Regions from separate parts of the Homo sapiens genome. Here region 2 is linked to region 1. The links are chromatin contacts, found by Hi-C or POLR2A ChIA-PET in ENCODE. All regions are on one chromosome and are shown on one strand. Each heading gives the region's core, a stretch centred on a gene start or an enhancer-like site at or near the end of the contact. The rest is flanking DNA. Distances are from core to core; before and after follow the strand shown.

Region 1 (5,690 bases), core at 1-2,500:
CTTAGCCAAGGATGGGAGCTCCCTGTACAGGAACAGAGGTCAAAGGTTAGTATCAGAAGCTGCATTGTATCTGCATCTCTGCCCTCAATTACCTCTCAAACATCTCATCTCACTCCAGCACAACTTTACCAGTCCTGCTGTTTTGGCCTCCACACTTTAGAGCAATTTCCAACCCTTGCCCCCAGTCCCCACCCCGACTCCAGGCTGCTACACTTTTACCTATGATATTTTATTCCACTCCGCAGACCCCATTACATTTCCCTGCCATGAAGGGGCTTCTCACCTGAAGACAGCCAGACATGTGGCAGGGTGCCCATACAATCGGTCCAATACCCCAGGGCTCAGGCCCCCTAAGAATTCCTGCAGATTCCTGCATTGTAGGTGTACTCGGTTCAGTCCCCTTGAAGGGGTGCTCTCCATCACCTGAGGAATGCAAACGTCAGAAGTGCAACCTCACCATCCATGCCAGTGTCACCCCTGACCTTTCTAACTGATTCCAGATCCATCAGTCCCCACAATAACCCCACCTTTTCTGTGGTCTCCTTTCCCATGTCACTCATCTCCTCTGGTTTCTCCCAAACCTGACCAATCTCCCTCCCTTTCTTGCCTCCTCACCCTATTTCTGCCCTTCAACTCCAGTCTTCCCTCAATTACCAAGTGACAGAATTGTTAACTGTCCAGTGTTTGCAAGATCATTTTGTATTTCAATGACTTGTCTCATCTTTGGCTAAACAGGGACAAAGAAAATTGAGCCCACACCTCTCTCTTCCATCCCATCCTGGTCAGACCAGTCTACAAGCTCCAAATCTGCCCGTCCTTCCTATCTTCTATCTCTTAGCCCACTTCTGCTAAGTACGGCGGTAACCTCTCCCCTCCATGCTTCCCAAATCTAAAGCCACCTCTTTTCCCTTCCCAAGTCTACTTCACGTCATTCACCCTGACCCACGCCTTCCGATCTCCTAGCTTCTCCCTGCCTTCCTCTCACTCTTCGCCTCCCACTCACCTCTCTCTCTCTCATACCTCTGCCACTCCCGCCCTCCTAGGTCCCCTCACCACTCTGTCGATCCTCCTCGCGCACCCCGAGTCTCGGGCCGTCGCTTAATCGGAGCCAAAGTCTCGCATTGGCTCCTGGAGATTGAGGGAAAGATGGTGAAAAAATGCGAGGAAAAGATGGGGAAAGCAAAGAAAGATTTCACAGGCAAGAGCCCAGAATGGAGAATTCAGAAGAGAAGGGAGGTAAGGGGAGGAGTGGAAAAGTGAAGAGGATGAGAATAGACGCTGCACTCTCCGGGCGCGGGGGATGCTGGGAATTGGAGTCTTGCCTTTGCTCTCCTTAGAGCCGGCTGAAGCGCGTCTGACTACAAATCCCGAAAGGCACCGTGGGGAAGCCGAAAGGAGAGGAGCTGGCTTTTAATTGAGCGAGGGGAGACACCAGAAGCTGGACCAGTTGGTTCCGCGAAGGCAGAACCAACTCCGCCCACGCTGCTAACGGCGCGTGTAACCGGCTGGAGCGGGAGGCGGGTCCGGGAAAGTAGAAGTGCCTGGAGGGCTTCCTTGCGGAGGCGCGCTCTGGCGACTTGGTGGTGAGCCGAGTGAGCACAATTACTCCCCATAAAATTGGGATAATACACACTCCAGGCCGGGCGCGGTGACTCACGCCTGTAATCCTAGCACTTTGGGAGGCCGAGGCGGCGAATCACCCGAGGTCAGGAGTTCGAGACCATCCTGGCCAACATGGTGAAACCCCCGTCTTTACTAAAAATACAAAAATTAGCCGGGCGTGGTGGTGGGCACCTGTAATCCCAGCTACTCTGGAGGCTGAGGCAGGTGAATCGCTTGAACCCTGGAGGCGGAGTTGCAGTGAGCCAGGACCATGCCATTACACGCCAGCCTGGGCGACAAGAGTGAAACTCCGTCTCAAAAAAAAAGAAAAGGAAAGAAAAGAAAGAAAGCGTACACACTCTGGGCGGTTTCCACGAGTTAACGATTAACACGATCCAGTGCACCTTACTTGACCCTAAGTACTCAGTAAATCTTAATTTCTGCCTCCACCACTCCTCAAACCGTTTACTTAGAAGACCCAGATAAATACAGTTTTTAAGACACCAACTATTTGCTCTGATTTGATTTATGAACCTACTACAAAAGTGGAGGTCTTCACCCAAACCCAGAACTACACGTTTCCCCAAATTCCTATATGCAAATTTTGTTATTCCCACCTTATAGACTGGAAGACTGGAGCCCGGCAAGATTAAGAAATTTGCCTGCAGCCTGGCGAGGTGGCTCAGAGCTGTGACCCCCAGCTACTTGGGAGGCTGAGGCAGGAGGATCGCTTGAGACTAGGAGTTTGAGGCTACAGTGAGCTATGATCGCACCAGCCTGGGTGACAGAGGGAGACCCCCATTTCTCTCTCTCTTTTTTTTTTTTTTTTGAAACGGAGTCTCTCACTCTGTCACCCAGGCTGGAGTGCAGTTGCATGATCTCAGCTCACGGCAACCTCAGCCTCCCGGGTTCAAGCGATTCTCTTACCTCAGCCTCCCAAGTAGCTGGGACTACAGGTGTGTGCCACCACGCCCGGCTAATTCTGGTATTTTTAGTAGAGATAGGGTTTCAACATGTTGGCCAGGCTAGTCTCAAACTCCTGACCTCAGGTGACCCACCTGCCTCAGCTTCCCAAAGTGTTGGGATTACAGGCATGAGCCACTGAGCCCAACCTGAGATGCCCATCTCTAAAAAAAAAAAAATTAAAAAAAAAATCCCTACAATCAGACAGGAAGTGCCCAAGCTGGGATTTGAAGCACATTTGCAAGCAACCAGGGATCAAAATGGTAATGACTATGCAAGACTTTTTATACTTTGTAGCCCACCCATGTTTTCTGTTGTCCCTGTCTTTTTAGCAATTAATGTTTTAAAATCTTCAAAGAAAAGCTAAAAATTGACAGAGCTTCTTTATGGCAAACTTTAGGTAAGGTTGAAAGACAATTTACAATCTAGGAAGAAATGGTTGATGAAATAAACAAAATACAAAAAGCTGTTACAAAGCAATAAGAAAAAGAAACATAATAGAAAGATTGGGACAGACCACTGCTTACTAGTTAGCCCTGCTCAGCAAGGAGCAGCTTAAAAAAAAAAAAAGAAGAAGAAAAGAAAAAGAAAAGAAAGAGGCCTGGCGGGGTGGCTCAGGCCTGTAATCCCAACACTTTGGGAGGCCAAAGAAGGTGGATCATTTTAGCTCAGGAGTTCCAGACCAGCCTGGGCATTATACAGAAACTCTATCGCTACAAAAACAAAACAAAACAAAAATTAGCTAGGTGTAGTGGTGTGCTCTCCTGCGGTCCCAGCTGCTCAAGAGGCTGAGGTAGAAGGATCACTTGGGCCCAGGAGATTGAGGCTGCAGTGAGCAATGATAGCACCACTGCACTCCAGCCTGAGCAACAGTGTGAGACCCTGTCCCAAAAGGAGAGGGGAAGAGAGGAGAGGACAGGGGAGAACTGGAGAGGGGAGAATTGGGGAGGGGAGAGGAAGGGAGGGTTAGGGAGGGGGAAAGAAGGAAAGAGAAAGAAAGATTGGCCAAAGCAAAAAGAAAGTTAAACAGAATATCAGAAATGTTTCAAAAATCAAAAAATTGGCTGGGCACGGTGGCTCACGCCTGTAATCCCGACACTTTGGGAGGCCGAGGTGGGTGGATCACCCGAGATCAGGAGTTCGAGACCAGCCTGGCCAACATGGTGAAACCCGTCTCTCCTAAAAATACAAAAATTAGCCGGGCGTGGTGGCAGGCGCCTATAAGCCCAGCTACTCGGGAGGCTGAGGCAGGAGAATCGCTTGAACCCGGGAGGTGGAGTTTGTAGTGAGCTGAGATCGTACCATTGCACTCCAGCCTGGGGGACAAGAGCGAGACTTTGTCTCAAAAAAAAAAAAAAAAAATTCAAAAAATTAGCCAGGCCTGGTTCTGTGGTCCCAGCTACTCAGGAGGCTGAGGCAGGAGGATTGTTTGGACCCAGGAGGTCAAGGCTACACTGAGCTGTGATCATGCCACTGCACTCCAGCCTGAGCTATACAGTGAGACCCTGTCTCAAAAAAAAAAAAAAAAAAAAAAAAGAAAAGAAAAGAAAAGAAAAGAGAAAAAGAAATTAGCTCGGTATGCACACACCTGAAGTCCTAGCTACTCAGGAGGCTGAGGTAGGAAGATCGGTTGAGTCCAGCAGTTCAAGGCTGTAGTGAGCTACAGTTACACCACTGCACTCCAGCCTGGCCGCAGAATTAGACTGTCTCTTAAAAATAAATATATAGGCCAGGCGCCATGGCTCACACCTGTAATGCCAGCACTTTGGGAGGTCAAGGTGGGTGGATCACCTGAGGTCAGGAGTTCCAGACTAGCCTGGTCAACATTTTAGTAGAAACCTTGTCTCTACTAAAAACACAAAAATTAGCTGGCATGGTGACGGGCGCCTGTAATCCCAGCTACTTGGGAGGCTGAGGCAGGAGAATCACTTGAACCCGGGAGGCAGAGGTTGCAGTGAGCTGAGACCACACCATTGCACTCCAGCCTGGGCAAGAGTGAAACTCCATCTCAAAATAAATAAATAAATAAAAATAAAAATAAATAAATCGGCCGGAGGCAGTGGCTCACACCTATAATCTCAACACTTTGGGAGGCCGAGGCGGGTGGATCACTTGAGGTCAGAAGTTCGAGACTAGCCTGAGCGGGTGAAACCCCGTCTCTACTGAAAATACAAAAATTAGCCAGACATGGTGGCGGGCGCCTGTAATCCCAGCTACTTGGGAGGCTGAGGCAGGAGAATCACTTGAACCCAGTAGGCTGAGGTTGCAGTAAGCCGAGATCACACCACTGCACTCCAGCCTGGGCAACAGAGCAAGACTCTATCTCAAAATAAATACATAAATAAAATTAAAATATAAAAGTTCAGCAAAAAAGAAATTAAGGATTGACAACCTCAATGTTGACCAGGGTATAGGAGCATACTCATACACTTTTGCTGAAAATTGAGGCCGGGTCCAGTAGCTCATGCCTGTAATCTCAGCACTTTGAAGGGAGGCCAAGCCAGGCAGATCACTTGAGCCCCGAAGTTTGAGACCAGCCTGGGCAACATGGTGAAACCCTGTCTCTACAAAAAATAAAAAAATTAGCTGGGCATGAGGGTGCATGCCTGTAGGCCCAGCTACTTGAGAGGCTGAGGCAGGAGGGTTGTTTGAGCCCTGGAGGTGGAGGTTGCAGTGAGCTGAGATCACACCATTGCACTCCAGACTGGGCAACAAAATGAGAGTCTGTCTCAAATTAAAAAAAAAAAAAAAAAAAAAAAAAAAAAAAAAAAATTGAAATAGGCACACCTCTTTTGGAGGGGGTGAGGGGACAGAGTCTTACAGTGTCACCCAGGTCAAATGCAGTGGCACAATCTTGGCTCACTGCAATCTCTGTCTCCCAGATTCAAGCGATTCTTGTGCCTCAGCCTTCCGAGTAGTTGGGATTACAGGCGTGAACCACCATGCCTGGCTAATTTTTTTTTGTATTTTTAGTACAGACAGGGTTTCACCGTGTTGGCCAGCATGTTAGTGGGCATGGTAGTTCAAAAAAGAAAATTCCTGTGATAGGGAGCTCATGACCTCCTCCTCTCAGGCAGCATCCTGGAGAGAAAGAACAGAGAGCCAGGGCCAGGCGTGGTGGCTCA
Region 2 (6,050 bases), core at 1,119-3,618, 47 kb before region 1:
ATGAGAATAAGAAAAGCAAACAGAATGCCTGGGACAGGAACCCTTGTCTCCTTCAGACTTTTTGTGGCCTCAGTGTCTTCTCCGATTGATGGATAATTCACTTACCAGTCTCAAGATTCCAAAGAGAAGCATCACCTGGATGCAGGAGGTGGGAGGTAATTTCCCTCACCTCATCTTGAAATAATCCATGTGGGAAGTTGTTATCTAGAATGCCTGGGTTCTAGAGGGCAGATGGGCTCCAGAGGGGGCCTTGATGCCTGGTGTCTCAATGGGACATGAAGTTGCAGGAAGAATTAAAAGCTTGCCAGGGGCAGGGTTCTGGGAGGAGTAAGATCAGTTGGGGTAGGTTCCAAGACAGTGGTGAGTGGGGACTGGGAATGCTGGATTCCTGGGTTCTGAGGGTTGCTCCCACAATATGTCTGGCTTAATTTCTTTTCTCACTTGACCATAGCTGTGGCATTTATAGTTGCCACCAGGCAGGGGAGGCCGTAACTTCTGGACGCTCCCTCTCCAGGGAGGGGTATCTTAAGGCCATGACAATATGAGGGAAGAAGGAGGGAGCGGGAGAGAACAAGGGAATCACATCTGTGGGAGGAGAGGAGACCCACCCTCCCAGCCAGAGGTCAGCAGAAACCTGTTTTCTCTGGGATGTCTCATTTCTGGGACAGAGGCCTTTGTAGGAGGCAGAGGGGAGAAAAATGAAGGTGACTGTGTCCCAAATCATTGGATCTTCTTACTTTGCCAGCACCTCTCCAGGGACAGCTGGGCACTGTGAGGGGAGGATGCAGAGCCTGTGACTATGAGGCCAGTTAATGTGTCTCCGGGGACAGAGGCTGGCAGAAAAAACCCTGACCTGGGATACTGGCAGTGAGGCCAGAAGAAGACTCTGGACGTTCAAGGAGCTGGAAAGGGAGGCCTGGACTCTGGAAGAAGGGGCTGGACACCCTCGTGCAAATCTCAATTACACCCTGTTCCTTAGGTGGTCCCTGTAACATCCCACCCGTCCAGGTGGGGCTGCCTTGGTGTCAGAGAACCTGGCTCCACTGAGGAACAAAGTGAAATTGAGGCTTGGAGAAAATAAAGCAAGCCTTCTGTTCCATAGGAGCCGTGTGGGTTTGAACAGGGCTCTTCTCTGAGCCTCGGTTTTCTCATCTGTAAAGCAAGCTTTATAAGAACTCTTATAAGGTCTGTAACTTCTTATAAGGCTTGTAAAGCAGGCCTCGTAACTCGCAGGGTGATCGGAGGATCACAGGTGCGATGTACGTGAAAGCACAGCACAAACGGGTGTCAGTTTTATGGCCAATGTCACGGGGGTAGGAGCTACGCCCAGGCCCGTCAGTCCAGGCCCCTCCCTGGGGGCTGGGGGCTGGGAGGAGGGGATTCGGCGCAGTAGGGCTGGGGCGCTGCGGGGGCGGCGGCCTCGAGCCACTAATCTGAGCTGTCCGCAAGAGATCAGAAGCCGCCCGCAAAGCGGAACCTGGAGGAACGAGGGAGGGCCGCAGTCTCGGGGAACCGGAGCCCCCGCTGCGACTCCGCCGGGACAGCAGCTTCCGGCGCCCCGGCAGCCTCCTGCCCTCGGGGCACTCGCTCCCCCCGAGGTGTACTCCCCGAGGGCTGGGGGAGCGCATTCCCTCCCGTCCTACTGATTAAGTAATTATCCCTAATGAGGGCCCAGCCCCGGAGCTTGTTAAAGGATTTCCGCCTAGATTTCAAAGTGATAATTAGCGGGGAATAGAGAGGAAAGTGGGAGGGAGACACCCGCCGCGCCCCAGGGCCCACAGTCCGCCTTTGCCGGGCGAAGAACCTCCCCATCCCCCTTATACACCCTTTGACCTCCAGTGCTGCATTTTGGTGTCTTGATAGGGGAGGGGTCTGTCCGGTTGGATGTTTAGGACTCTAGAGGCAGAGATGTTTTTATTTCGTTTTGTTTTTGAATTGGGGTCCAGGCTGAGTTTAGGGGTTTCTGCATCCCTCCCAGGGCAGAGAGACACTCCTGTCCTGGCAGATGCCACAGGCTGAGTCACCGTCTACCCAGACAACTAAAATCCAGGCATCTTCCTCCTTTTCTCGAGGGCTCTCCAGCCCCTTCCAGAACCCAGGTGTCCCTCTGCCTCCTTTCTCCAGGGGCCTAAGTCTGGGTCCCTCTGGCATCTGGCATGTCTGCTTTCTGAGAGTCAAGCTTCAATCTTGCCTTTAGCAGAGCGGGTCTCTGGTGGGAGATTCAGTAATAAGGGCCTTCCCAGCCCAGCCAGGGCCAGATAGTTCAGTGACATCAGTGTCAGGGTTGGGATTACTGACCATGATAGGTTTCCAGCTTTCAGCAAATGGGGATGCCCAAAGGAGCAGATAGCGAGTGACCTGTGGCCCTGCTGTTTGATTCTGGATGGAGTTACGTTTAGGAGCCTGGCAGCAAACTGGGGCACCTGTTCAATTAGTGATGATGCCATACTCTGGTAAGAGAGCCAAGGCTGCATGGGTGATGGGAGGTTTCTGTTGGGACTGACATGGGCACACAACGGTTTTGGAGCAGGGCTGGTGTCCTAACATAAATAGGGGGCATAGTAGATGCTCACGGAGTTGGGCTTAATGAATTAGGGTGTTGTTTTATTCTATATAGCACCTAACTTGTGACAACTCTTGTTGAATTATTTAATTTTAATTTTCCTGTCTTTGTGTCTCAGGTGAGAACTATGTCTTATACTTCTTTATATCCTCAACAGAGTATATAATAGTTGCTTTAAAATACTTGCTTATTAATTGACAGGTTTTTCTACTCATTTTGTCACCATGCAAATAAACCCAGCCTGGACTGAGGCTGGCTCTTACCTAAACCCAGAAAGGAGCCATTTTTGGAGCAATAGAAATTCAGCCTCCCCTTTCTTGACCCTCCATAGATTGCCAGTCCTGCCCTCCAGCTCCTCTGTCTCCTCCACTTCTGTAAGGTCTCAGCCAGAGCCAGGAACGCCAGTCAGAACTTTCTCCCAATGGATAGTCTAATAACTATGATGCCCTTTATAAACATGTTATACTTTATTATAAAAAAGGTCAATAGACAGAAGGAAACTATCATCATCATTCTCCTTTTCCCCCTCTACCCAATCAGTAATAAGGTGAAATGGCCATAAGAAGAGAGAGAGAAAATCCAGAAAACACACACAGATGAAATGCCTACAAGGAGGAAAACTTGAATCTGGGGTGAAGGTGGGAGGAGAGAGAATGGGGACAGTAGAGAAGATGGGTAACTTTTACGAGATAAAGCTACAGCTGGCTTTTGGTGGAAGAGACAGGAAAATAAATGCTGAGACACCAATCAGGGAAGGTCTGGGGTGGAGATCAGTGGGTGAGACTGCTGGCCAAATAAAAATCCCCTCCTTGCGTGTCCACCCACAACCCAGCAAGCCAAACCAACAGGGCGTCCACTGTAGACATTTAGGAAAACTAAGGGATTTGGGAGGAAGAGGAAGCAACCATGTAGATGAGAGATATTTATGATTTCTTCTGGACTTTTTTTTCTCCAGGGCATGGAGAGAGTGGAGAAGGAAATAAATTCTCTTTTCTTCTTGGATCCGTTTTTTTTGTTTTTTTTTTTCATTAAAAAAATGGGGGTGGGGGCAAGGGTCCTGAGAACTCAGAGATGAGCCTGTTTACACACAAACTCTTAAGTAATAGTGAATGGAAATAACATAATGCTGTCCTGAAACCCAGAGACTCTGCCCTCAGTCCCTCCCTTTCCCCATAAACCCCACTCACAAGTCAGTCTGGGGCATTGCCTATAAGGCTCCTGTCCTTCCTTTAGGACTCAGTGCAGTGTTCTGCATTGGTGCCCCCACAACATGTCCATCAAACACCTTTTCATTCTCAGACCATTACCTTCTACAGAGAATGTCTGCTCGTATTATTCATTCTTTCTTCTTTGTCCCCTAAACTTACACCCTCCTTGCTTATCACCTCATTCCCCAACCAGTTTCAAGAACAGATGAAGGGTTAATACTGGTAACCGTCAGTATTCTCTGCCCTTCCTGTAGTCCCGGAAATAGAAATTGTGAGTCCGGTTCCTCATCCAGGAAAGGGGCAGAGCATGGAAGAGCCAGGGCTGGGCGCCTACTCCAAGATCACCGTGGGGAAGGGATCTGGCCCATGCCAAGATTCTGCTGCTCCATCAGGTAGACCGGGTAGGAATTGGGGCCACCCTCATCCTCTGCATCATTGTACTGGGTGTTCTGGGTTAGTGTGCGGCGTGTCCGCATCATATAGGAGACCTGTGATTGGGATGAGAAAGGAGGAATGAGAACCATCTGCGATTTGTTTTCCACAACACTCACCTCAGGTCTTGATTCTATTCTCAAGATTCCATCCAAACCTTGATGTTTATTCCAGCTCCAGGTCCAATACAATGAGTCCCAGCTCCATCTCCAGTTCCCCACTCTACCATATTCTCCTTGTCTTTACACCTCCTATTCTCATACCCCAGACTCTCCACCCCCCACACTTTCTCTTTCACACCCTTTCATTCTCAGCCACAGCCTTGTCCCCAATTCCAGCTTTTTACCTCCTGTGTATTTATTGTCTTTCTCCTTAGTTTTCACCAAAACTCTCCCTCTATTACTGTTCCTCCCACTTCTGCCATGTCTCTTTTCCTAGACTCATTATTCCCTGTAACTCTGACCCCTAATGTATCCTCAATTCCCTATCCCATAGGTTGATTTCTGTGGGGCACATCTGTCCCTTACCAAGAAGATCAGGCCAAGGAACACCAGGAGGAGAATCACAGCCACCAGGACCACAATAACTATGGCCCATGCAGGGAATGAATCATTCTCTCCCATCTGTCCAGCGTGGATACCTTTCTGTGAGCCATCTTTATTGAGGTATGGATGGCTCTCGTTTCCTGTGGCTTCTGATGTGATAGAACTCAGCTTCGTTCTAGATGTAATGAGGGTGAAAGAACCAGTGGGCACCTGATGAGTAACTTCAGTTTTATTTAGATGAGAAGAGGTAGTAGTGAGAGATTTGTCTCCTGTGACCTTGACTGAAGGTTTTATAGTCTTTGTGACTGCTGCTGTTTTTTCTGGGTTTTCTGTGGACTTTACTGGGGCTTTTATGGTCTCAGTGGTCAGTGTGGTGTTCCCCAGGTTTTCTGTAGGCTTTTCTGGGACTGGTGTGTTTTTCCCTTTGGTGCATATGGTCTTCTCTGAGTATAGCGTAGGCTTTTCTGGGGTTCTTGTGGTTTTCTCTGTGGTTGACGTGGTCTTTTCTGGGTGTTCTGTGGACTTTTCTGTGACTTGTGTCATCTTCTCATGGGCCAATGTGGTCCTTTTTGCATGTTTTATAGGCTCTGCTGGGGCTGGTGTGATCACATTGGCTGATGTAGCCCTATCTCTATGTTCTGTAGACTCTGCTGCAGATGAGGTGATCTTGTCATTGGGTGATGTGGTCCTTTCTCCATGTTCTGTAGGCTTTGCTAGGGATGGTGTGATCTTCTCATTGGCCGACGTAGTTTTTGCTCCATGTTCTGTAGGCCCTTCTGGGGATAGTGTGATCTTCTCATTGGCCAATGTAGTCTTTTCTCCATGTTCTGTAGGCTTTACTGGGGATGGTGTGGTGTTCTCATTGGCCGATGGGGTCATTTCTTCGTGTTCTGTAGGCTTTGCTGGAGATGGTATGGTCTTCTCATTGGCTGATGGTGTCCTTTCTCCATGTTCTGTAGGCTCTGCTGGGGATGGTGTGGTCTTCTCATTGGCTGTCCTTTCTCCATGTTCTGTAGACTCTGTTGGGGATGTTGTGGTGTTCTCATTGGCCAGTGGGGTCCTTTCTCCATTTTCTGTAGGCTCTGCTGAGGATGGTGTGGTGTCCTCATTGACTGTCGTTTCTCCATGTTCTGTAGGCTTTGCTGGGGATGGTGTGGCCTTCTCATTGGCTATCCTTTCTCCATGTTCTGTAGGCTCTGCTCGGGATGGTGTGGTGATCTCATTGGCCAGTGGGGTCCTTTCTCCATGTTCTGTAGGCTCTGCTGAGGATGGTGTGGTCTTCTCATTGGTAAATGGGGTCCT

What was found. A loop is a pair of places that touch in the nucleus more often than their neighbours do. ChIA-PET counts read pairs that join two places held with the same protein, here RNA polymerase II (POLR2A). Pooled maps may share reads with other maps.
Region 2: a map of CD8-positive, alpha-beta T cell shows a loop between it and region 1 (7-fold over the local background). The contact joins the promoter of HCG21 here to the promoter of GTF2H4 in region 1. A Hi-C loop is called at or near these places in 8 of 168 maps with a recorded cell type or tissue (CD8-positive, alpha-beta T cell, Calu3, K562 and 5 more), 10 of 37 single-sample maps with no recorded cell type and 13 of 50 pooled maps. POLR2A ChIA-PET finds 5 or more read pairs at or near these places in 22 of 52 experiments (A549, CD4-positive, alpha-beta T cell, CD4-positive, alpha-beta memory T cell and 17 more).

The regions. Positions count from the first base shown.
Region 1 is chr6:30,903,767-30,909,456 of GRCh38, reverse strand. GTF2H4 (general transcription factor IIH subunit 4) reads right to left here and starts at 1,250. Exons shown (of 14, transcript NM_001517.5): 1 at 1,054-1,250; 2 at 284-423; 3 at 1-22. The coding sequence starts at 420.
Region 2 is chr6:30,951,180-30,957,229 of GRCh38, reverse strand. It overlaps HCG21 (HLA complex group 21), which reads left to right and starts at 2,368. Exons shown (of 3, transcript NR_138040.1): 1 at 2,368-2,453; 2 at 4,699-4,868. MUCL3 (mucin like 3) reads right to left here. Exons shown (of 3, transcript NM_080870.4): 2 at 4,731-6,050; 3 at 3,009-4,259. The coding sequence ends at 4,113. RefSeq lists an enhancer at 838-1,518.